3 separate regions of the Homo sapiens genome follow, and regions 1 and 2 are each linked to region 3. The links are chromatin loops, found by intact Hi-C in ENCODE. Cell type or tissue: IMR-90. All regions are shown on one strand. Links, peaks and the distances in the headings refer to the core of each region. The heading gives the core; the rest is flanking DNA.

What was found. Peaks named below come from ENCODE experiments on the same cell type or tissue, not always from the same donor. Only the 100,000 strongest peaks of a DNase experiment are listed, where the experiment ranks them.
Region 1: a loop joins it to region 3, with 4 times the contacts of the local background. A loop is called at or near these places in 1 of 110 quality-filtered maps.
Region 2: it touches region 3 in a loop (2.2-fold over the local background); 1 of 110 quality-filtered maps calls a loop at or near these places.

Annotation. Positions count from the first base shown.
Region 1 is chr4:150,239,619-150,247,424 of GRCh38, reverse strand. It overlaps DCLK2 (doublecortin like kinase 2), which reads right to left. Exons shown (of 16, transcript NM_001040260.4): 11 at 7,550-7,683; 12 at 6,949-7,026. Among named protein-coding and RNA genes, the nearest start is that of DCLK2, 170 kb to the right of the region's middle. In IMR-90, for the core only: a CTCF peak has its summit at 4,355 (motif pointing right); DNase peaks (open chromatin) are centred at 2,594 and 4,384; H3K27ac peaks cover 1,567 bases.
Region 2 is chr4:150,382,006-150,389,811 of GRCh38, reverse strand. All of the region lies in intron 47 of LRBA (LPS responsive beige-like anchor protein), which reads left to right. Among named protein-coding and RNA genes, the nearest start is that of LRBA-AS1, 190 kb to the left of the region's middle. In IMR-90, for the core only: no CTCF peak of the experiment used is centred there; a DNase peak (open chromatin) is centred at 3,951.
Region 3 is chr4:150,577,943-150,585,748 of GRCh38, reverse strand. The region is part of intron 40 of LRBA (LPS responsive beige-like anchor protein); the gene reads left to right. It overlaps MAB21L2 (mab-21 like 2), which reads right to left and starts at 3,598. Exons shown (of 1, transcript NM_006439.5): 1 at 1,056-3,598. The coding sequence starts at 2,719. The coding sequence ends at 1,640. It overlaps LRBA-AS1 (LRBA antisense RNA 1), which reads right to left and starts at 6,660. Exons shown (of 2, transcript NR_149035.1): 1 at 6,394-6,660; 2 at 4,515-6,145. In IMR-90, for the core only: no CTCF peak of the experiment used is centred there; a DNase peak (open chromatin) is centred at 3,908; H3K4me3 peaks cover 3,885 bases; H3K27ac peaks cover 3,304 bases.

The sequences.
Region 1 (7,806 bases), core at 1,242-6,241, 340 kb after region 3:
GAGCCAAAGAACATTTCCATAGGCCGAGGAATTAAAGAGACAGAGACAATGACTCAAACATTTGCTTAATGAATGCAGAGTTTCGGTTTGGGAAGATGGAAAAGTTCTGGAAAGGGACGGTGGTGATTCTTGCACACAATGTGAATGCATTTAGTGGTACTGAACTGTACGCTTAAAAATGGTGAGAATGATCAATTTTCTTATGTATATTTACCACACACACACACTCAAGAAAATATTTGAATCCACAAATAATGGAAATCCTCATTTTGGGGGGAAAAAAATCAGTATCTGCCCTCAAGCTGTCATGGCAACAAGAAAGGAAAGGCAGAAAATCTAAGTCCGATCTCCTTTCCCTTCTTCTTTGCACTTTAACAGCCAAAGATCAGTGGAACAGCCAACATATGAAAAAGTCATAAGGAGTTCAGGATCTGGATAAACATTCATGAAATAATTAGTTCACTCTTGGAAACTGACTTTCATTTAAGCTCAGTCTGAGAGGAAGGGCCAACCCAAGATGCCAAGCAGAATGGCACAGGCTGAGGCAAACCCATGTCAGCAGCTCACAGGGGCATCCCTCCAACCTGCGCCTGACTGACCCACCCTCGGAGGTGCACTTACACAGTTAGTGCCTGATGAATACAGGCTGACCTGACTTCTCATGAATGATGTCATGGAAATGTGGAAACACCACTGGGGAAGACGTCCCCAACCTCCCATATAACCTCACCTCCACAGCCCCCTCACTTGGTGGGTGCATCGATGGCTAGAGTGAGGAACAGCATCACTAGTTTTCCAGGCCATTACAAGGCCCCATGAGAAAGCTCAGAATGGGCTGTTGGAGTCAACTTCAAAATCCAGGAGTGCAAGTTAAGTATTACCCGGCGAGTGTGCAAACTTTTCTTGGAATTTCTTCACCCAGCCTTCAGGGTTTTGCTACCAACCCTCTCAAAGGGGAACAAGGGCAAGCGTGGTGTCCTGAGAAACAGATCATTCAGGACAGTGTCTAGCAATAAATTCTAGGGCTGTTGTGATGACATGGCTCCCTCATTCCTCTCCTATTAAAAAGAGCAGAGTTGGCTGGGTGTGATGGCTCATGCCTGTAATCCCAACACTCTGGGAGGCCAAGGTGGGTGGATTACCTGAGGTCAGGAGTTCAAGACCAGCCTGACCAACTTGGTGAAACCCTGTCTCTACTGAAAATACAAAAAAATCAGCCAGGCATGGTGGTGCGCACCTGTAATCCCAGCTACTCAGGAGGCTGGGGCAGGAGAATCCCTTGAACCTGGGAGGCGGAGGTTGCAGTGAGCTGAGATCGCACCACTGCATTCCAGCCTGGGCAACAGAGCAAGACTCTGTCTCAAAAAAAAAAAAAAAGAGTAGAGTTTGTGAGCTTTGTAAATATTCATGACATTTAAGAGCAAGCCCAGGTCTTTGCTATTGTGAATAGTGCCGCAATAAACATACGTGTGCATGTGTCTTTATAGAAGCATGATTTATAATCCTTTGGGTATATACCCAGTAATGGGATGGCTGGGTCAAATGGTATTTCTAGTTCTGGATCCTTGAGGAATTGCCACCCTGTCTTCCACAATGGTTGAACTAGTTTACAGTCCCACCAACAGTGTAAAAGTGTTCCTATTTCAAATGTCCATCAATGATAGACTGGATTAAGAAAATGTGGCACATATACACCATGGAATACTATGCAGTCATAAAAAAGGATGAGTTCATGTCCTTTGTAGGGACATGGATGAAGCTGGAAACCATCATTCTCAGCAAACTATCGCAAGGACAAAAAACCAAACACCACATGTTCTCACTCATAGGTGGGAATTGAACAATGAGAACACTTGGACACAGGAAGGGGAACATCACACACCGGGGCCTGTCATGGGGTAGGGGAAGGGGGAGGGATAGCATTAGGAGATATACCTAATGTAAATGATGAGTTAATGAGTGCAGCACACCAGCATGACGCATGTATACATATGTAACAAACCTGCACGTTGGGCACATGTACCCTAGAACTTAAATAAAATAAAAACAACAAAAAAAAGCAAGCCCAGCTGAATGGACACCCACTGGTCCACAGAGTTTGGTGAAGAGGCACACTGAGGAGTGAAAGTCAGGACAGATAACTGGGCCAGGCAAGAGAAAGAGATTACCACTACTGTCCCAAAGAGTGATTTCCTGTGAATGCACACGCGTTTCTTAGTGTCAAAATGTTTTCTTTCCTTTTCACTGTTATTTCCCTGCTGAGTGAACTCAGCTTACTGCTCCTTCAAAGTGAGTACAGAATACATCTAAGATTATTAGATTTAGTGGAAAACTTCAGAGAACCAGAGGGCTCCAACATATGATGTTAGAAAAAGATATTTAAAATGAGCTATTTCCACAATCATTCTTTTTAGTCATCCTTACCTATTATTCCACTCAACTCCCCCTTATTTTTTCTGGAATCTCAAATATCTTATATTTTGTTAATGTATACAGCTTTTATTTTGTTAATAAATAGCTAAAAAGCTGGAAGTGTGTGCACAGCAGTCATTTATAGCAGCTGGTTCTTGGCAAAATACCCTGAGTCAACAAACAAAACCACAGGGTGTCTCAGCAATGAGAATGGGACCCTGAAGTATCCACTGTAAGTTGCAAGAGCTTTGACAGTTGGGGCCTGCCCCGCACTAGAAAAATAGAAAGCTAATTTATCTTTCTTAGCAGTCATGTAAGAAAAGCTGTTCTGATTAAATCCACACTGGATCCGGTATCGCATTGATACTCCACAATCTGGCTGAGATCCTTCATGGCATTTTTAAATTCTAAAACAATATAGCCTTTGGACCAAGGTGCCGTAAGTCTAAAAATGTCCATTAAGAAAAACTTGAAAAACAACAAAAGAGTTTGTGCACACGCTCTCTTTTCAATGACAAAGCATTATAATTCAGAAAAGGTAAACCTGAAAATGTTGTAAGCTATTTCCCAAATGATGTTCAAACATTCCACTTGGAGCATTTTGTGTGTGTTTTAAGAGAAACAAAAATTTCAGTATAGTCACACAAATAATACTTTTTGTCAGTGACCCTAAGAGCAGACTTGCTTAGACAACAACTAAAATTTTGGGTGCCTCTGAAAAACCAATCTACTTCTCGGTAATGATGAATCTGATGTTGAAAAAGACTAGAGGGAAATGGCTCAGGCACAGTGGCTCACACCTATAATCTCAACACTTTGAGAGGCTGGAGTGGGAGGACTGCCTGAGGCTAGGAGTTCAAGACCAGCCTGGGCAACACTGCAAGACCCCATCTCAACGAAAAACTTCAACAACTAGTGCAATATAGTGGTGCACACATGTGGTCTCAGCTACTCAGGAGGCTGAGGGAGGAGGATTGCTTGAGCCAGGAGTTGGAGACTGCAGTGAGCTATGATTGCACCACTACACTCCAGCCTGGTCAACAGAGACCCTGTCTCTTAAAAAATAAATTAAAAAAATTAAAAAATAAAATTTACAGACTGGGCAACAAAGTGAGACCCTATCTCTACCAAAAAAAAAAAAAAAAAAGCTGGGCATGGTGGTGTGTGCTTGTAGTCCCAGCTACTTGGGAGGCTGAGGTGGGAGGATTCCTTGAGCCTGGAGTGGGCTGTGATCACACCAGCCTGGGTGACAGAGCAAGATCCTGCCTATAAAAAAGAAAAAAAAAAGACTAGAAAGAGAACACATGTCAAACTACAACTAAAACCTGAAAAGCCTGAAGGAAGAAAGAATGAAAGATGCTATCGTCAGAGAAGCTAAAACTGTAAATTCCAAGTAACGATTGTAGTTTAAATGCTTTGGGTTAAAGTTGTCTTTTGTATAAAACAAAGAGACTATTTGAAATATGTGAAGGACTTTTAAGTACAAATGTAGACAATCTACTTTATACCAAACTTATTTACCGTAATTTAAAGTACCATGTCCGTAATTAATGACATGCATTTCTGTATTATAGTAGGTTATAAAATCTACCCAGAATGTCGCTGTATGCCATGAAGACACTTTGGTAACACACGTTTAACATTACAGATTCTCTTTCATCACAATATGATATAAAAGAGGGAAAGCGCTGTCTTAATTTTTAAAAGCTACCTGGAGGTCTATGACCTGCTTCTGAAGGCAGCATATAAGGGCAGCAGCTTTCAGAATGTAGCTTTATTGCTTTTGATTAGCTAAACTTATCTCTAGACCCCACAAAAAAGCTGCTCCCCGTTCAGTATCAATCCATGATAAATGCATCCTCTTCAATTTGAGTCTCACTTTTTTTAAAAAGTAAAAAGCAGTGAAAGAAAAAACTCTCAGGCTGCACCAGCAACTGCAAACACTAGAGGGAGTTGTGAGCACACAGTCCGCTCAAACTCATCACCCAAGACCCTTTCCCAGCTGATCCCAGCTTGGGTTAGCCAGGGAAGGGAACTCCACTGTAACTGGCCCAGGATCACCTGTCATCAAGATGCATTCCCCTTCTCCACTTGACCCCTTCTCCCAAAACATGACATCACTGAGACCAGCCAAGGCCCGGTGTGACTTTAAAAATGGCCACAAATTATTCCCTTCCCACTATATACTTAGCTCATTTTCTCCCACATTTACTCTTGGGTTAGCTGTTTGACTTGATTTGCTTAACGGCACATCAAGTGTGAGGTGAGCAGAGGCTGAGGAAGTGCTCGGGGAGCAGAACTTGCCCTGTCTCTGGCTGCTTTGGGGAATCTTGCATCCACTCTCATGGAAGCCCAGGACAGCCCCTGCATGATGAAAGCACAGGGCCAAGTCATCTCTCTTGTCCCAGTGGACACTGAGCCACCTACCAGGTGTGCAAGTGGGGTCATCCTAGACCATCAAGCCCCTGCTGAGCCAGCCAGCTCAGAAGATTCACTCAACTGATCCATGCAATTGTTTCACACTCCTAACTTCAGGGGTAGTGTGTTACTCAGCAAAAGCTAACTGAAATGTACAGTAATTCTACAGTCTGTGTAACCCACCTAGTTAATGACTTTGGTGGAAGACCACGATGTTGACGGCCAGATGGAAATATCTTTCCACCTACAAAAACTCCACTAATACCACAAAGGTCTCACTCAAATGCTACATCTTTCATGAATGCTACATCCTTGTGATTTCCAGCCCTGAACTAAGCACTCCCTCATGCTCTGCTTATTCTCTTTGATCAATAGTCTTGTGAGGTGTGTCTTTATCTATAGCATAAGGCTTTCAAAAGTAGAGACTAACATCTGTCAGTCTTATGTTTACTGCAATGCCAATTAGAAAATTGTTCAACGCAATGGGAAAACCGAGAATTTTAAAAAGATAATCCTTTCAACTTTTCTGTATGTTTGAAAGTTTTCACAATAAAATGTTGGATGGAAAAGAAGATAAAACCATTTTTCACATAGTGACCCAGTACAACACTATAAACACCATGCCATAGGCTAAATGTTCATGTCTCCCCAAAATTCACATGCTGCAACCTAATGCCCAATGTGATGGTAGTAGGAGATGGGACCTTTGGGCAGCCATGCTATTGTTAAGGGTGGAGCTCTCATGAATAAGATTAGGGCCCTTACAAAAGACCCCAGAGATTCCCTTGCCCTTTCCACTGTATGTGGTTAGAGTGAGGAGATGGCTGTCTATGAACCAAGAAGTGAGCCCTCAACAGTCACCAAATCTGCAGTACCTTGATCTTGGAATTCTCAACCTCCAGAACTGGAAGGATGAATTTTCTGGTGTTTATAAGCCACACTGTATATGATATTTTGTTATGGCTAGTCAAATAAACTAAGGGAAACCACAACCTCAGGTTTTGTTCACCACTTTATTCCTAGCACTTAAAATCATGCCTGGCACACAGTAGCTACTCATTAGACAGTTACAAAATGAACAAAGGGAAGAGATTAAAGTGAAAAGAGGTCAAGAAAACTCAGAAGAAAACAGAACATGCATGGTTAGATGAACTTCTGCTTCAGAGTAATTCATTTGCTCCAGAGGGGGAGATGAAACTCATCAAAAGAGCTGTGGCTGAAGCCCCTCACTCATTCCCTGCACAAAGATTGCCAGGCCAATGAGTGTGCTCCCGTGCCCTGCTCAAATACTCTGACCATTGTCAGTGGCCATCTCTGCTCCCACCATGTGAAGCAAATGGTTACCAAGACTCACTCAGTCTGTGTATTCCCAGGCCTATTTATACCACAAGTGTTTGTAATTCTATTCTTAATTAAATGTCACATGAACCAATAAAATGAATTTTAAGAAGAAAGAGATCCTGTTTCTATGAGAACAAACTTGAATGCTTGGAAAGAGGATATAAAAACTGCTGCCTAATTGAGTGAGAGAGACCACTATGAAGAAATGGAAGATGACATACCTGGAAGGATTCGGACTGCTTCACAAGGCTCTTTAAATCTTGCTGTCATTTGAAAAGATGGAGAAATTGGACATGGTAGACACTGTATTATGGGTTTATTTTTATGAAAGAATGAACACTGGAAACTCAGAGGACCAACCAAACACAAAGCAAAGGCCTTCACCTCACACCCAAAGTATGCTAATGAGAATATACATTAATAGGCTGTAAATTAAAAAGCGAAAGGTGTTTTATGTAATTTTTTTTTTCTGATTTTTTTTTTTCTTTTTCTTTTTTTTTTTTTATTATATTTTAAGTTTTAGGGTACATGTGCACATTGTGCAGGTTAGTTACATATGTATACATGTGCCATGCTGGTGCGCTGCACCCACTAACTCGTCATCTAGCATTAGGTATATCTTCCAATGCTATCCCTCCCCCCTCCCCCCGTTTTATGTAATTTTTAACTGGCATTTTTAATGACCAAACAGTCCCGACTTCCAGGAGCAAAGTACCTGCTTCTGGACCCAAGGGAGAACATTTGCAATTCAAATACGTCGCCCAAAAGGCCGCCTACCTTCGGAATGGTGGGAATCCACAGAGAAGTATGTATGTGATCACACCAGCTGCCCAAATGTCCACCTTCAGGCCATAGCTAGGAAAACAAAGTGGGTGAGGGGGAGAGAACTGATGGCTCCCAAGACCCTTCCATGGTACTGGAGTATTGCCTTTATTTGTTAGGAAAAGGATTATTTTAGTGTTAAATTATTCATTTCATTTCACATAGAGATGAATGAATCACACTTTAGAAAAAGGCATCTGTTTCTGCCAACCTAACCACAGTCTTGGTGACTACTGCCATACTCTCAAGAGTGGCCTTAGAACACAAGTCCAGGCCAGGGCTCTGGCCAGGTAAGCATAAAATCTGCTTCCTGAGGTCAAAATCATGGTGCAGGCAACAGACTCTCACTTCTTTCCATTCTCCACCTTCACAGGAGGCACTGTATACACAAGCAGCAATAGCAACAAAACAGACCTTTCTTACCAACTGTATACACAAGCAGCAATAGCAACAAAACAGACCTTTCTTACCAACTGTATACACAAGCAGCAATAGCAACAAAACAGACCTTTCTCATCAAAGTTAAAGTACTAACCAGGGCCACCAGAAGTCTTACCCAGTTTCAGCAATGATTTCTGGAGCCACATAAGTGGGTGTGCCACAGACTGTGTATAAAGGGCCTTCTACCACAGTCGCAAGCCCAAAGTCTCCCAGTTTCAAAGACTTGGTTCCATCAGGATATTCACACACCTGAAACAGAAATCAGCCAACAATCAGAAGATTTTTTTTTCCTCAACAATTGTGAGAGGGCTCTTGGAATTAGGCAGAAAGGACACAAATACATTTACTATTAAACTCGAATGAAATCTCTCC
Region 2 (7,806 bases), core at 1,408-6,407, 200 kb after region 3:
GTGAATCCATTCATTATTGATCCTGCCACTAACAAATTTAGTAAGACTGCTGGTGCCTAAGAGTGAGACTATTAGACATGTTCATGGTTAGTCTCTGGAGTTTTGATTCCTTTCTTTTTTTTTTTTTTTTTTTTTGAGACAGAGTCTTGCTCTGTCACCCAGGCTGGAGTGCAGTGGCGTGATCCTGGCTCACTGCAGCCTCAGCCTCCCAAAAAGTTGGGATTACAAGCATGTGCCACCACGCCTGGCTAATTTTTGTATTTTTAGTAGAGATGGGGTTTCGCCATGTGTTGGCCAGGCTGGCCTCGAACTCCTGGCCTCAAGCAATCTGCCCACCTCAGCCTCCTGATTCCTCTCTTGATTCCTCTCTTGATTCAGGTCATAACAAAGCAAAACTCTGAACAATATTAACCTAATCTCCTATGGAGTATTTATTTATTTATTTATTTATTTATTTAGAGACTGAGTCTCACTCTGTTGTTCAGGCTGGAGTGCAGTGGTACAACCATGGCTCACTGCATCCCCAACCTCCTGGGCTCAAGCAATCCTCCCACCTCAGCCTCCTGAGCTGGGACTACAGGCACGTGTCACCACACCTGGCTACAGAAATATTTCTTAATTGGCATTTTCCTAGCCCTAAATTTACTGCCTTTATAAAAGTTAATAAGATAATCTTGTGTTGTGATTCTTTTGGATCTTTTACAAAGATCCAAAATTGAAGATACTCATTCTTCTTGATGTTTTCTTGTTATTCTTCTTGAACCATGAATGCTAATAGTTTTTATATTTCTTCATTCAATAATTATAGTGTCACATACTTTTCTAGGCTCTAGAACAGACTTGTCTACTAATATTTCTGTGGTGATGGAAACCTGCATGGTCCATTATTGTACCCACTAGCCACATGTGGCTATTGAGCACTTGAAGTGTGAGTAATATTACTGAGGAACTGAATTTTTAGTTTTAATTAACTTAAATTTAAATTTAAATAGCTTCATTTGGCTAGTGACTACCCTATTGACTGTGCAACTCTTGAGATACAGTGGTTGATGATAAAGTCCCTGCCTTCTTGGAGTTTATACTTCTACTCTGCTGATATTCATGAACTAGTTTAAGCACTTTATTGTATGTAATCTCACTTAATGCTCCCAACAGGCTTTTAAAAAATTATATCACAATTTCCTACTTCTTCTATTTAGAATGAGAATGTCTATCCTATATCTGCCCCACCACTGTATTTTGGAAACAAATAATCTGTCTGACTTCAGAGGTTCACAACTGGGAAGGAATTTTGCCTAAAGATGATTCGTACCTCAAGTTTCACCCATGTCTGAGTTAGATGATATTTAGATGAGACTTTGAACTGTAGACTTTAGAGTTGACCTTGGAATGGGTTAAAACTTTGGAGGCATTTGGGATGGAATTAATGCATTTTGCGTGTGATAAAGGCATGAATTTTAGGAGGTTAGAGGCAGAATGCTATGGCCTGAATTGTGTCCCCCGAAAATTATGTTGGAGCCCTAATTACACCCCTGTGATTGTATTGGAGATAGATTCTTTAAGGAAGTGATTAAGGTTAAATGAGGTCGTAAGGGCGGAGCCCTGTTCCAGTAGAACTGGTGTCTTTATGAAAGAGGAAGGGTTACCAGAGATCACTCTCTCTCTATCATGTGAGGGCACAGTAGGAGGAGAGTGCTCATCATAAACCAAATCTTATGGGAACCTTGATCTTGGACTTTTCAGCTTTCAGAAATTCTAAATTAATTCAGCCTTCAGAACTAGATTTCTCATGTTTAAGCCACACAATCTGAGGTATTTTATTATGGCAGCCAGAGCAGACTAAAACACCCCGAGTCTTTTATTCTACTTTAGTATCATGACTTTCTATGTATCATCACTCTCTTTACCTTCTATCCCTTCTATACTCTACCTGTAATAGCTGTCAAATCTTAATTTTCCAAAGGTAACTTTAGTAATTACAGTTGCTTTATTGAAGTATCTGCTTCTTAACTTACTCTTTTTATATCTTTTCCTTCCAAATAATTTTTGCTCAAATGTTATGCATGGTTTAGGAGCCATCTTAAATTTTACATCCCTTAGGAACTTTTTTCCCTGACTCCACCCCCTCCTCACCCCTTGAATTCTTATAGAATTTGTTATATACATTGCACAACTTAATTGGCATTTCTTACTTTTCAGTTTGATTTCCTTAAATGTTTGAAATTCTTTTAGGAGTAGGATCTTTTTTCATAACATCAATCTTATAATACCTTAATAACCCTGATGAAGAAAAGAGAGAATTGAGCAACTCTTAGGCCAACAGGGTTTATTTAATCAATTACAAATTGCAGTTTATCAAATATATCAAGCCTAGTCATTTGAAAAATGTTGTGCTTGGTAAATCTTATTTTCGGATATTATACTAAAATATTACAGCACATACTTATTTAAAACAAGAACTCTCATTGTGGTATTTACCTTCCATTCTAAAACCATATAAAGGTAATATAGATTGCCTTATGACATAACTTTGAACCTTTTTTTAATGGAAGAATATGAATGAAAATAATTTGACAGCAAAAGAAACTATCCACAGAGTGAACAGACAACCTATGGAATGGGGGAAAATTTTTGCAATCTATCCATCTGACAAAGGTCTAATATTTAGCATCTACAAGGAACTTAAACAAATTTACAAAAAAAAAATTAAAAAGTGGGCAAAGGACTTGAAAAGACACTTCTCAAAAGAAGACATACATGTGGCCAAAAAGCTTGTGAAAAAAAGCTCAACATCACTGATCATTAGAGAAATGCAAATCAAACCCACAATGAGATACCATCTCACACCAGTCAGAATGGCTATTATTAAAAAGTCAAAAAGCAACAGATGCTGGCGAGGTTGTGTAGAAAAAGGAATGCTCTTACACTGTTGGTAGGAGTATAAATTAGTTCAACCATTGTTGAAGACAGTATGGTTATTCCTCAAAGACCTAGAGGCAGACACACCATTTGACCCAGCAATCCCATTACTGGGTATATACCCAAAGGAATATGTTATACTATTATAAATATACGTCTGCATGGATGTTCATTGCAGCACTGTTCACAATAGCAAAGGCATGGAATCAACCTAAATGCCCATCACTGATAGACTGGATAAAGAAAATGTGGTACATATACTCCATGGAATAGTATGCAGCCATAAAAAAGAATGAGATCATGTCTTTTGCAGGGACATGGGTGGAGCTGGAGGCCATTATCCTCAGCAAACTAATGCAGGAAGAGAAAACCAAATAGCACGTGCTCTCACCTAGAAGTGGAAGCTGAATGATGAGAACACATGGACAGGGGGAGGGGAACAACACACACTGGGGCCTCTTGGAGGGTGGGGGGTGGGAGGAAGGAAAACATCAGGAAGAATAGCTAATGGAGGCTGGGCTTAATACTCAAAGGGTCACTAATATATACTATAGAGCATATTTATGTGTATCCTTTTTAAATTTGTTAAACTATGAGGTATGAAATAATATTTAGAAAACATTAATGAAATACTGCATTAGAAAAAGGTATTTAATTTTTTTTTTCATTTTAAACATTTCGGAGTATCATTTGGAGAGTTATGGAGAATGCTGATTTTGATTATTATGATGCCAAATACTGAGAATATCTTACATGTATCTTCTGAGCAGAGCTTCTGTTCCACAAAGTTAAATCCATGCTTAATATAATTTTTGCCAAGTAAATTTTAGTTGATTGCACCTCAGTTGTTGATTAGTAACCCATCGGCAGTAGAAAGATGGCAGTGTTTTTTCCAGGCTGTTTGTTCCTCTAAGTATCTAGACGAGGCCGAGTCAGCCTTATGGGTCTAAAGCTGCCAATTTTCCTGTGGTTTCTTTATTTCTTTATCCCTTTATCCAGCTGCTACTTACTGCTATTGCCACATTTGCCCTCTGGCTCATGGGATAGCATGCTTAGCTTCCCCTGAGGCTACTGTTAATGCTTCCTTTTTACTCTGCTGGCTGGAAATGTACTTGGCATCCTTAGTCTTAAACCTCTCCTCCCTCTTTTTTCCACAGACACCAGGCACTTAAGTAGCACTTTCAGCCTGCACCAGTTATCAGTAGTAGCTTTCAACCCCTCATTTCTGGTCTGGTAACTCAGCACACTGTCCCAAGAGAGCTTGACTAAGCCAATTTGCCCCCTCTTCCCTTCTTCCTCTGTCTGTTCATCTTTCTTTTTTCTTTTTCCTACCCATCCATTTCCTTGACTCTCCTTTTATTTTTCTCTTACTCTCTTTAATCTCCCAAATGATTTTTTTCTGCTTTTAGTATAGCAGATGCCCCAGAATTAGGCAGATACTTGTAATAGAAAATAAAACAATAGTAAATTTTAAAATTAAACATTTGCTCAAGATTGGATCAACTAAAAAACGAGTTTATTTTTTATGACTGGTCTATTCGCCCCTTTATGGCTATAATGCAGATTTTTTGTATTAAAAGTGTATAGGTTTGTGTTTTTGTTTTTTTTGTGCTTTTACATAAAGAGTTGTGAAGATCGTTTTTATGCAGGCCTGCTCATTCAAGATGATCTGTGATGTGGGAAAAAAGTAAAATCTTTTTCTAGCTAATGTTTTACAAGGAAAAGAAAAGCTACTTTTATTTTTATTTATTTATTTTTTTACATACAATGATTCGAATACACAGTTTGAGTTATTTTTCAAACTAACTTTCTCTGAATATGCTATAAATGTTGGCTGTTCATTTTTCAAGTAATGGTTTGTAAACAACTTTTAGGCATTCTTAGCTAACTAATATTTATGACCAATAGTTTAGGACATAAAGATTATACCTATGAATTGGGGGATCAAGAACAGTAACAGTGCTCTGCAGGCCTCGATCATTAACTGCCAACAAAATCTACAGGACAATTCCAAATGTCTGCAAAAGAAAAACATGAAAAATTCATACTGATAATTATAGATCAGAATCATTTAAAGCCCTTATCTCCTTCCTCCTCTCATTTCCCTAATCTTAATTCTTTCCTCTGAAAAAAAAAAAAGAAATTAAAGTTTGTATTTTATAAATCCAACAAATTGTGAATTCTTTTTCTCTAGCCTTATTTAACCAAAATATATATTGTTTTACTCTACCTCCACAATTAGGTCTGTATTTTAAAGATACAAAATGCCCTTCTCATCGTAATTCCCTGAAGGTATTTTTATTTAGTTTGTGAGGTTTAATGCTGGGTCTAAGTTTAAAGGAAGCATTAGCCCATAAGAAGTTAGATGCTGTTTCATAACCTTAACTAGGAGTCAGCCACTCTTACTCCTTTGCAGAGCATAAGAAAGGAGGATCAGGAAAGAAGAGGATCTGCTTTTCACATTCTTAAATGTCCTGAATTTAAATCTCTTTAGAAAAGAAGGCTTTATTTATCAGTTTCACAACCTTTTATATAGATGTAAAAAATACACACTGGGCCGGGCTCAGTGACTCAGGCCTGTAATCCCAGCACTTTGGGAAGCTGAGGTGGGCGGATCACCTGAGGTCGGGAGTTCAAGACCAGTCCAACCAACACGGAGGAACCCCATCTCTACTAAAAATACAAAATTTGCCGGGCATGGTGGTGCATGCCTGTAATCCCAGCTACTCGGAAGACTGAGGCAGGAGAATCGCTTGAACCCGGGAGATGGAGGTTGCGGTGAGCTGAGATCGCACATTGCACTCCAGCCTGGGCAACAAGAACAAAACTCTGTCTCAAAATAAATAAATAAATAAATAAAAAATAAAAATAAAAAAACTGTTCCTTAATGTTTGTATTAAGGAGCCAATAAACAATAGAATATTATAATAATTTGAATATGCTTTTAAAGCTACATATATTACCCCTGCCAGACTGTAATGCTATACACACTCCCCTTTTTCACCACCTGGAGGCAGATGGATGGGTATTAGCAATTTTAGCATTTAGACATTCTTTTTGAGAGTGTCTTGTTCTAACGTAAGGCTTTTTTTAAATTTCTGCCCTCAGGAAGTTAGCAGTTGCTACTTGCATTTTGTTAAGCTTGTTCAGTACTACAAGCACTGGGGACACAACAGTGATGCTCTTGGTCTTTTATATACATCTTATTCATATACATTTCCCTGAAATACACCTGTCACACAAGAGCGATATGATACCTGCGTGGCAGACTTCCAATACTATCTAAAACACTTTATGTTCTCAAAAAAAGTGTGTTTGTTTTTAAGTTATCTATACAAAATTGGGGGTGCAGTGGTTTACCCCTGTAACCCCAGCACTTTGGGAGGCCAAGGAGGAGGATCACTTGAGTCCAGAAGTTCAAGACCAGCCTGGGCAACATAGTGAGACCTCATCTCTACAGAAATTAAAATAAAAAATTAGCCAGACATGGTGGTTCTACACACCTGTAGTCCCAGCTACTTGGGAGGCTGAAGTGGGAGGATCACTTGACCCTGGGAAGTTGAGGCTGCAGTGAGCCATGATTGCGCCACTGCACTCCAGCCTGGGTGACAAAGCGAGACTGTCTCAAAAAAGAAAAGAAAAGATTGACTAAAAACTGATAATTATATTTTAAGCAACCTTTCCTTTGGTGACGTTAATAAGCATATTTTTAAAGAACAGTGTACTTAGTACTACTTTGAGCACTACTATCAGATTTCTGTAGGCAGTACTCTTCCTTGCTAATGTTAATCATCCATAAGATGTGCTAGTTCTGAAATGGGCTATTAAGTATCTTTTTGGGGATATATTTTAAAACAAATAAATATTCATAAACCTGATGAAAGCTGAAGTAGTAAATGTTATAAACAAATAATCTTGGCATATTTCAGTACTTGTTTACCACCACTTTAGCAGCCCACAAAAATTTTGCAATTTATTTCTATATTTGTTATTGTCCTCAGAAGGTTGTTTGTCCTTATGAGTGTTAGAAATTTGAAAAAATATTTTGTCAGTAGTTTAGACCATGTTTTTCATTTTTATTTCTATGTTTTTTTACAATCCAGTTTAAGTTCTTCACTACTTTTGGCTTTTGAAGATCTATGTTAATTTAAATTTAGTTAAATAACTACCTTAGAAACTATTGGTTTAGTTTGCCTTGAAAAAGCACAAAAAGCCTGTGAATATTTGCAAACTAACTTTTCAGAGCCTGGTCTTCTTTTTTTTTTTTTTTGAAACAGAGTCTCACTCTGTCACCCAGGCTGGAGTGCAGTGGCACAGTCTCAGCTCACTGCAGCCTCTGCCTCCCAGGCTCAAGCGATTCTCTTGCCTCGGCCTCCTGAGTAGCTGCGACTACAGGCATGTGCCACCATGCCCAGCTAATTTTTGTATTTTTAGTAGGATGGGGTTTCACCGTGTTGGCTAGGCTGGTCTTGAACTCACAGCCTCAAGTGATCCACCCACCTTAACCTCCCAAAGTGCTAAGATTACAGGCATGAGCCACCGTGCCCAGCCCCAGAATGGTTTCTTACTCAGTTTCAGTTTTCTAGCAAATCTCTATTGACACAAAACAAGACTGCAAGGCTACTCTCCTGCTAATGATAGGCTAGAGCCAATTTTTACTAAAATATTCATTTTGTAAAAAATAAAAGTAGTGAATCACACTGATTAGGCAATGGCTTCCTATATACAGTACCAAAGCCTCAAAAACAAAAATAAATAAACTGGACTTGGAAAGTGAAAAGACAATCCATAGAATGGGAGAAAATATTTGCAAATCATATATTTGGTAAGAGTCTACTATGCAGATTATATAAGGGACTCTTACAACTCAAGAATAAGAAGATAAAT
Region 3 (7,806 bases), core at 1,107-6,106:
TTTTCTCAATAAATTAAAACCTGGGCTAATACAAAGAATAAATGTTAGATATTAAAGGGTAACATCTGACATATATTCTGTACCTGTGTCTCATCATTAGCATAGCGAATGGAGTATATAGTTACCTTCAACATAAGCAAGACAAACCAATTCCTTTGGGATACTTTCTGTTTGACTAATTATATTATTTTCTAATCAGTTATTCCCTTGCATTAAAAAGAAACCTTTGTTAAAGCTGAAACATTGAAATGAGTATATTGGTTTGTTACCTTAGAAAAACAGAAAGAGGAGGAAGGTACTTTTCCTATTTCTAAATCCTGGAATAATAATTTTTCTTTGGTTATAAAAATGGTATGAAAACCTTTTTTGTTTGAATTGCATATAAGCAGTTTCAGAATAATTCTTGAAATTTGATTAAAATAATCATACTTATGGAATTTACAACTAAGCCATTTTAAAATGGAAGTAATTTATAAATCTGAATGGTTCATATCACCATATGCTTGGGGAGAGGATTATTGCTATAACCATTGTATTTTTTGTTGTGGTTTATTTAATTGTTAAATTTTTATCACTCAAAGCTTGAAGAGGACAAACGGTTGAAGGAAAAGTATCAACTGACTTTGTTAACTATTCAGAAAAATCCATAAATATTTCCTTTGTATATCGGATTCAGATTGGATTTTTTGAAATTATGGCATAAGAAAGCACATCTCTTAATTTTTAATGTGAAAAAGTTTTTTCTATTTTAAAAATTAGGATCAAAATATTTTCTTTCATACTTTTTTCCCAAGCGTGAAGTAGATGTTACTTTTAATCTTAACATCTACAGAACAAATATATATTATAGTTGAGTAAAATTAGTGTTTTCTATTTTCTAAGGATTTGGGTCGGAACTTATACAGTCAATTCTACAAAATGTACTGTATTTAAAATTTTGCAAATCAGTTCAAGTGGAAGCTTCTTGCATTTGATTCCTCGTCACATCTTTACATTGGAAATTATAAACTGTGATCTCACCTGCCTTCACTTAAGAACAATCCACAAACAGTCAATTACAATGTAAAGTAATGTTTTTATTACTGTTTTCAACAAGACAGCTCAGGGTGAGGGTAGAGGTTCAGGAGAGGGAGGAGCACAGTCTGACATTGGCACTGAGAACGTTTAACATCAGTAAAACTTTTTTTTAAAAGAGAAATTTTACATATAGTTAAATAATTTTTTCACTTGGTGACAACATTCAGGCAACCAAAAGCAAAACGAAATGGGGGGGGGGATGGGGTGGAGAGAAAAAGGATAGGGGGAAAGAAGGAAAAGGGGGGGGAACTACTATACATTGATTTGAAAATGTACCTTGGGTTTCATTTTGTGGTGGCGGAGCCCGATTGCTTCTTTTGTGTGACCTTTTAAATTCACATTGTTTGGAAGAAAACGATCACTTTTGTGCAAGAATGTGATTTGTTTTGGTTGGGTTGCTCTCTTTTTGTTTGCTTCTTAATTAATGAAGGTCTTCTGCCGGATTCCTATTTCAGGTGACTTACATAAAAGTTTGTGTCCAGAGTTTCTGCTGTTTATAGCAGAGTTGTGTGTCTGAGAGAGCACGCCCGTTTGTGTCGCTTTTCAAGCAGTCCCCAGCACCCTATAGTTTGTCCAGGCTTTTGGGATTGGTGAGAATTTCCCTGGCCAACCTCCAGGTCTGCTTGGCAGCGCTCTCCAGGGCCGAATGGGGCTTGCCCTGAAAGAGGTCGAGGTTGGGCAGAAAGTAGTGAGGGCAGCGGCGGCACTGCAGGCAGGAGATGAGCTGCAGCAGGATGCCGTTGAGCCGGTCGCCCAGGCACGACTCGTCCCAGTCCGTTTCTCGTGGGTGTTTCTCGCACTCGTACAGCAGCAGCGTCTTCATGTGGTAGTTGTTGAGCGGCTGGCCGGGTAGCTCCAGGTGGCGGTCCCGCAGAGTCTTCAGCACTGAGAGGCACTTGTTTCGGCAGCCGCCCATCAGCAGGCGGTTCTCCGCCTCCCCGAACTGTAGCACCCAGGCGTCGCTCTCTGCCGAGCTCTGCTTGCCGGTCAGCGAGTAGCACTCCTTCGAGAGCAAGTTGAACCCTTCGGCCTTGACCTCGGCCACCCGATTGGGGCCGGGCCAAGGGATGTGGGGCATAGGCCACTGTGCCGCGCTGCGAGGCCAGATCCCGGTGCACTTGAACGCCGGAGTGATTTGCACCACATAGCGCTCCCTGATGCGCAACTTGACCTCGCTGGTGTCCGCGATCATCTTGACCACATCCCGATAGCTGCACTTGTCCACCGCCTGGGCCACCAGCGTCTGGAAACGCGAGCGGATCTTACGCGCTGAGAGATAGCCCGACGCCGTGATGAACTCGACCCAGAGAGACATGCTCCGCTTCCGCCCATCGCTCAGTTTGAGCACTGCGCAGCCGGGCAGCGAGCCGTCGTCCACGAAGTTGAAGACGCCCATCTGGTTTAGGTAGAGCACCACCTCAAATTCGGTGGGCGAAATGACCTCGAGCCCCTCGTAGCGGGCATCGATCTCGCTCAAGGAGCTGATGAAGCGAGGCTCCTGCACCTCCACTTCCTTGAGCACGTCCGAGACCACCTTACAGACCTCTCGGATGGTTTTGGCGATGGCCGCCTTGCGCGCCTGACAGCGCTCAGTGTAGTACTTATTGAGCTGGTAAACCAGCTTGGCCTGAGCGGCGATCATGTTGGGGCACAGGTCCGGGCTATACACCGGCGTCTCGCAATACGTTGAGGGATCCAAGGCTCACGCACTGGTGGTGGCCCAGCGGCTTTCGAAAGAGGCGGTGCGCTCCCCGTTAAGCCCTACTTTCACTCTCGTTTTCCACCTGGGCTGACCGGCTGATACCGTAGCCGGCTTGTTTTTTCCTTTTCCCTCTTTCGAAACCTCTTTTCTTCTGCAGAAGAATTAGGGGAGAAAAGGTGATTTTCTAAAAAGAAAAGTACCTCTTGGAACCTTTTTGCTTTCTCTTGATATGTAAAGATGACCGTGTGCGAGAGAAGCGGGGTGGGCGTGAGGAAGGAGAAGGAGAGGGAAAAAACTCAGGATACCAAAAGGTTAGGCTTAGATGTCTGCAGCCGAGATTGTCCAGAAATCTGGAAATGAGGTTTTTTAAGTGCCAAAGTAAATTTAAAAATAAAAGCGAAACATTCAGTGGTTCATTCTTAAACTTCTCTTCCACGCTGATAGGACTTCTTCGCTCAGTGTAGGTGAGTGCCTTCTTCCTCACCCTCCCCCAAATGGAAGGTGCAGGAGGTAATTAATGTCCAGAGAGCTGCGAAGTACAACTCAGTCCGCCGTGCACTTGGAGGTTTGCTGACGCCCCACAGTCTCAGCGTGTTGGTCTCGTCTCTTCTCGGGGGGTCGTGTTATCGCAGTTTTCCTCTTTTCCTACTGGAGGCGTTGTTTGGACTGGGTTTGTTTGTTTGTAGTGGGTTCTCCTTGTGTTTCTTTAGGTGCAAACCGCTGGAAGTTGTTTGATAATCATTTCTGCTTCGTAATTTATACTTTTGGCCCTCACAAAATCCGTTTTAGTGTGACGAAGTCGTTGCTTGCGTTGCATCTGGGGTGTAGTTATAACGATTCAGGGTTTTCCTTCTTCTCCTCTAGCTTGCTTTTACAGATTCCACTTTCTGAGTCGTCTCTCCCCCTCCTCTCCCCTCCGACCTCTTTCTCGCCCCGCTCTCCCCCTGCTTCTCTCCCCCGCCCCCCTTCCTCGTGCTCGCTCTCTCTTCTTTCCTCTAACTCTCTCTGTCTCTCTCTCTCCCTCTCTCTTTCTTTCTCTCTCTCCCTCGCTGTTTCCTGGAGTTATTTAGTTTATGAATGGTCCCAGGGCCATCATGAGGGGGTGGAGCTTCAGTTCCTACAATCGCTATCCGAGCTGTCAGTGCTTTAGCCAATCCGAGAGAGAAGACAGGCACGCTTGGCGAACGGTAGCAGCCACCACTGCACTTGATAAAGAAACAGGGTAAAGAGAGAAGTAAGAAAATAGGAGGAGATAATGGGAGTCAAATGCTTGCACACATTTTACAGCCGTTCCTCTTTATCCTCCTCTCTTATCAGTAGCAAAGAAGAAAAAGAGTTTATATAGAAGGGACTCTCCTGGAGATGGCTGGAATAACGCGAGGGAGAGTAGCAATGGTTCAGAAAGGTTCACTTTTTTTTTTTTTAAATGATTCTATCAACATTGTGTAGTAGAAGGTGCAAACTGTAACAAAATTACTTTGGCTTGAAGGCAAATGGGAAGCGAAAGGGGAATCTGGGAAAGGACCTAATTTTTCCAGGTTTTTTCCTCCTTTAAAGTCATCCTCCTTTCTCTTCCCCTCCCCTCCCATTGTTGCCAAGAATCAGAGCAGTTGCTGTATATGTGCACCAGTGAGGGTTGGAGTGGATATAAGGTGAGGGTTTATAAATCTCTTTTTAGTAATTTCGATATGCTGTTTAAAAACAGGGCAGGGCAAAAACTAGTCCAAGCACCTTGTTTGATAATTATTTCATAATTAAGATTCACATGTATTTAATACCATTATTTTATCGTTACAAGAATTAACTAGTTACGAGAGAGAAAATATCTAAGTTGTGAGAAATGGTGCAAACTTACATGTCGTAGAACTTAGTAGGATATACTTTTAAAATAAGCTACTAAAATTGCTTCAAACTTAATGAAAAACAAGGCAAGTAAATGTAAACCTAAAGTTTTCTTAAAATCTTACTGTTGTAAATCTAATTGTGAATGTATTCTTAGGGGGTACAGGTACAGAGTTTCATTTGTAAAATGATTTTATTTTCATAATTGACTCTTGCTTTTAAAAGACTTCACTGCCACAAAAATCTATAACTATCCTGTTATTGATTACACAGATGGCTTCACTCCTCCCTAGGCATTTCAATGAAAGGCATGCATGTGCTTTTAGTATATGTATTATCCTAAACGAGTTGTACCCACTGTAGCCTTTCCATACTTTTGGGTGAAAAAAAAAGCTAGAACATTGTTTCTGATTTGCTTGATACTGAGGGTTTATGTATGAACCTAAGATGTCTGGATTCTGAATCTTTTTAACGTATTTCAGGTAGATGTGATTATTTTTAGTTTGATTTGGGAGGTTATATTCCAGCCCTGGGTTATGCGATAAAAATAAAAATCTATGCGTCCATTTGGGTGAAGACTTCGTTTTAGAAACCTGGTAGTTCGGCTTTTTCAAAACCCCTTGGGAGGGCTTGACTTACCCTCTTAAAGTCCGGCCGGGTGAACCTGAATTGAATTGCATAGGGAAGTTAATTTCTTTCTATCTACTTGGTATCAGACAATTGGGCCTCTTGGTTCTTTCTTACATACCTGGTGCGGACCACAGGCAGTTTGTCACCCTTCCTCTCTCGTTGCCATAAGTCCCTTTCTAAGGAATATTTGCTTAAAAAAAAACTATCTCGGATTTGTTGCTTAGGGTTTGTCTTCCCGCGATTAGGAAGAAGAGTCAGAATTAAGTGTCCGCGCGACTCTTGGACTCCAGAGCTTTAGTTAACTTCTCTGGAGTGGCAGAGACTTGGGCTGCTTGACCTCCAGCCTTCTCCGGGGAGGCCGCGTGCGTCCCGGAACGCCTCGCCGCCTAAGGATCTAGGGGACCTCGCGCCCTCGGAGTTCGCGCCTGTGGGAGCCCGGCTCTAACCCGGGAGGCCTTGCCGGCGCTCTGGGAACTGCCTGGGCCGGAGGGCACTGCGCTGCCGGGAGAGCGCGACTGGCCGGGAGGGGCTCCGTGGTTGCTTCTCCGGGGGCAGTTACTGGGCGGAGACTGGTGGCGGGGATAGAGGGTGCGGAGCTTTCCCGCCCCACTCTCGAGGTGGTCGCTTCGTCGTTGCGTCTGGTTCGCGAATGGCCCGGCCCGCGACGCTCCCGAGAGTGAGTGTTTGCAAACAGCCTCAGGGGTGGCGGAGTTGGTTCGCATGGCTCCGCCGCCGCGCCGCAAGTCCTGCGCCTTCTCCTCTTCTCTCGGGTGGGGCGTCCCAGGCCGAGCGGACCTTCGCGCCACCACTCGCCGGACACTCCGCTGCACCTCCACTGGCGGCTCTGTCAAGCTCGGCTAAGTTTTCTCGCATCCTTGCCCCTACGCTTCTCCACTTTTACATACAGAGGGAAGGATGATAAAACGTTACAAATGTTTTGATTTAAAAACAATTCATTACCAATTTACCCTGTCTTAGGTAGATGCTCTAGTAAATAATAAATCAGTTAAACAAAGGCGACTTTAATTTATGGCCGTGGTACTAATTAGAAACATCATTCGAGCAATAAACTTAAACACTTCCAGCAAATAATGCTCCCTCTTGCTGGTTCTCTTTCTCCCCCCTCCCCCACCCCAACTCACTCTGGCTGCCTCTGCTCTAAGAGCAGCTTCAGCTGCGCCTTTGCGGTCCTCTCTTCCTCTGGTTGAATAATTGAAGGGGGAAACGGTATCCGAGGAGGCTGTAATTGAAGAGCCCCTGTCACCTCTGCTTTTATGTATGTTAGTATAGAAGTCCATCAGCAGCTCCTTGATGGTGTATTAAAACGAACTGGCAGCTCCTTCTGCAGGAGATACTATATTCTATTAAAGGAGACCAAGTGAGAGAAAGAAACTCTAGAGGCTAAAAGCCACTTCAAGTCTTCAGACCGATTCATCTGTATTCTCTTGTTATAATCCGTCTCATCATACTTGAGTTAATGAGGCAAAGGAGGGGGTGCGAAATCTGATGGTCCTTGACAAATTCATTAGGGAGGCTGCAGGACATTTTATTTGACTGTTAAACATCTTGTTTGTTTGGCTTAGGCAGTGCCAACATTGGCATGCTTCAGCCCAGAGCTGTGGTGCTGGGCTAGCTGCAGGACATTCCTAAAAAGGGAAGGAGGACATTCAGGGTGTGATCTGAATTTTTTGTTTTGGATATCAGGTAGTCCGTAACCTTCAGACTTCTCTAGGCTTTACCTCTTGCATCATTACATTAGGAACATAAAGAATGTAGGTGATAGTACTGAAGTGGGCATGTTTTTAGTTACTATAAACTAAAATATGAGGATGTTTAAAACTTTAGTCTGAAAATTTCCCAGTTTCTTCAAAAAATTGAGTCAGGTTGTAGTAATTACGGTACTAGTTTTATAGCAATGTGAATGTTTAAGGTCCAGTCAAATAACCAGATTACTCATTACATCCTATTTTTACTTATCATGGTTAAATAAACTTTTAATTATTAATGGAATTTCCTATTTCACCGAAACCTTTATGAGTACAGAAACTTGGAAATAAAAAATTAACTATTTATACAAATATATTTTCAAAAAAAATTGGCATATTTTAAGGAAATTTTTATAATTAAAATTAGAAGCAAAACTGAATACTTGGTGTTAAAATAAGGTGATGAGTTGACAGAGTACTTTAAAAAGTGAAAATATTTCTAATTGAAGAATAATGGGTAATTAAGCTAGAATGCTAACCTTACAATGTTTTATTCTAAGATAATAATACAGTATTAGATTTATCAACATGTCCTTGAAAAGTAGTAAATAATCCAATTGTGATACTTTCTTGCATAGAGAATTCAGTTGTATTTTTCCTTCAGCATTGACTGAGCTTGAGCTTAAGTGCTTTGAGAAAGAATCCTGTCTTCCATTTATAGGAAAACAGTATGGAAGTAAAAAAACCTAATGCCCTTTGCCTGTCATTTTTATACATTCCTGCACTGCTGATGAAGCTTGAACGGCTGCAGGGAATGTATGGATTTGAAAAGAAATGATGCAGTAGTTC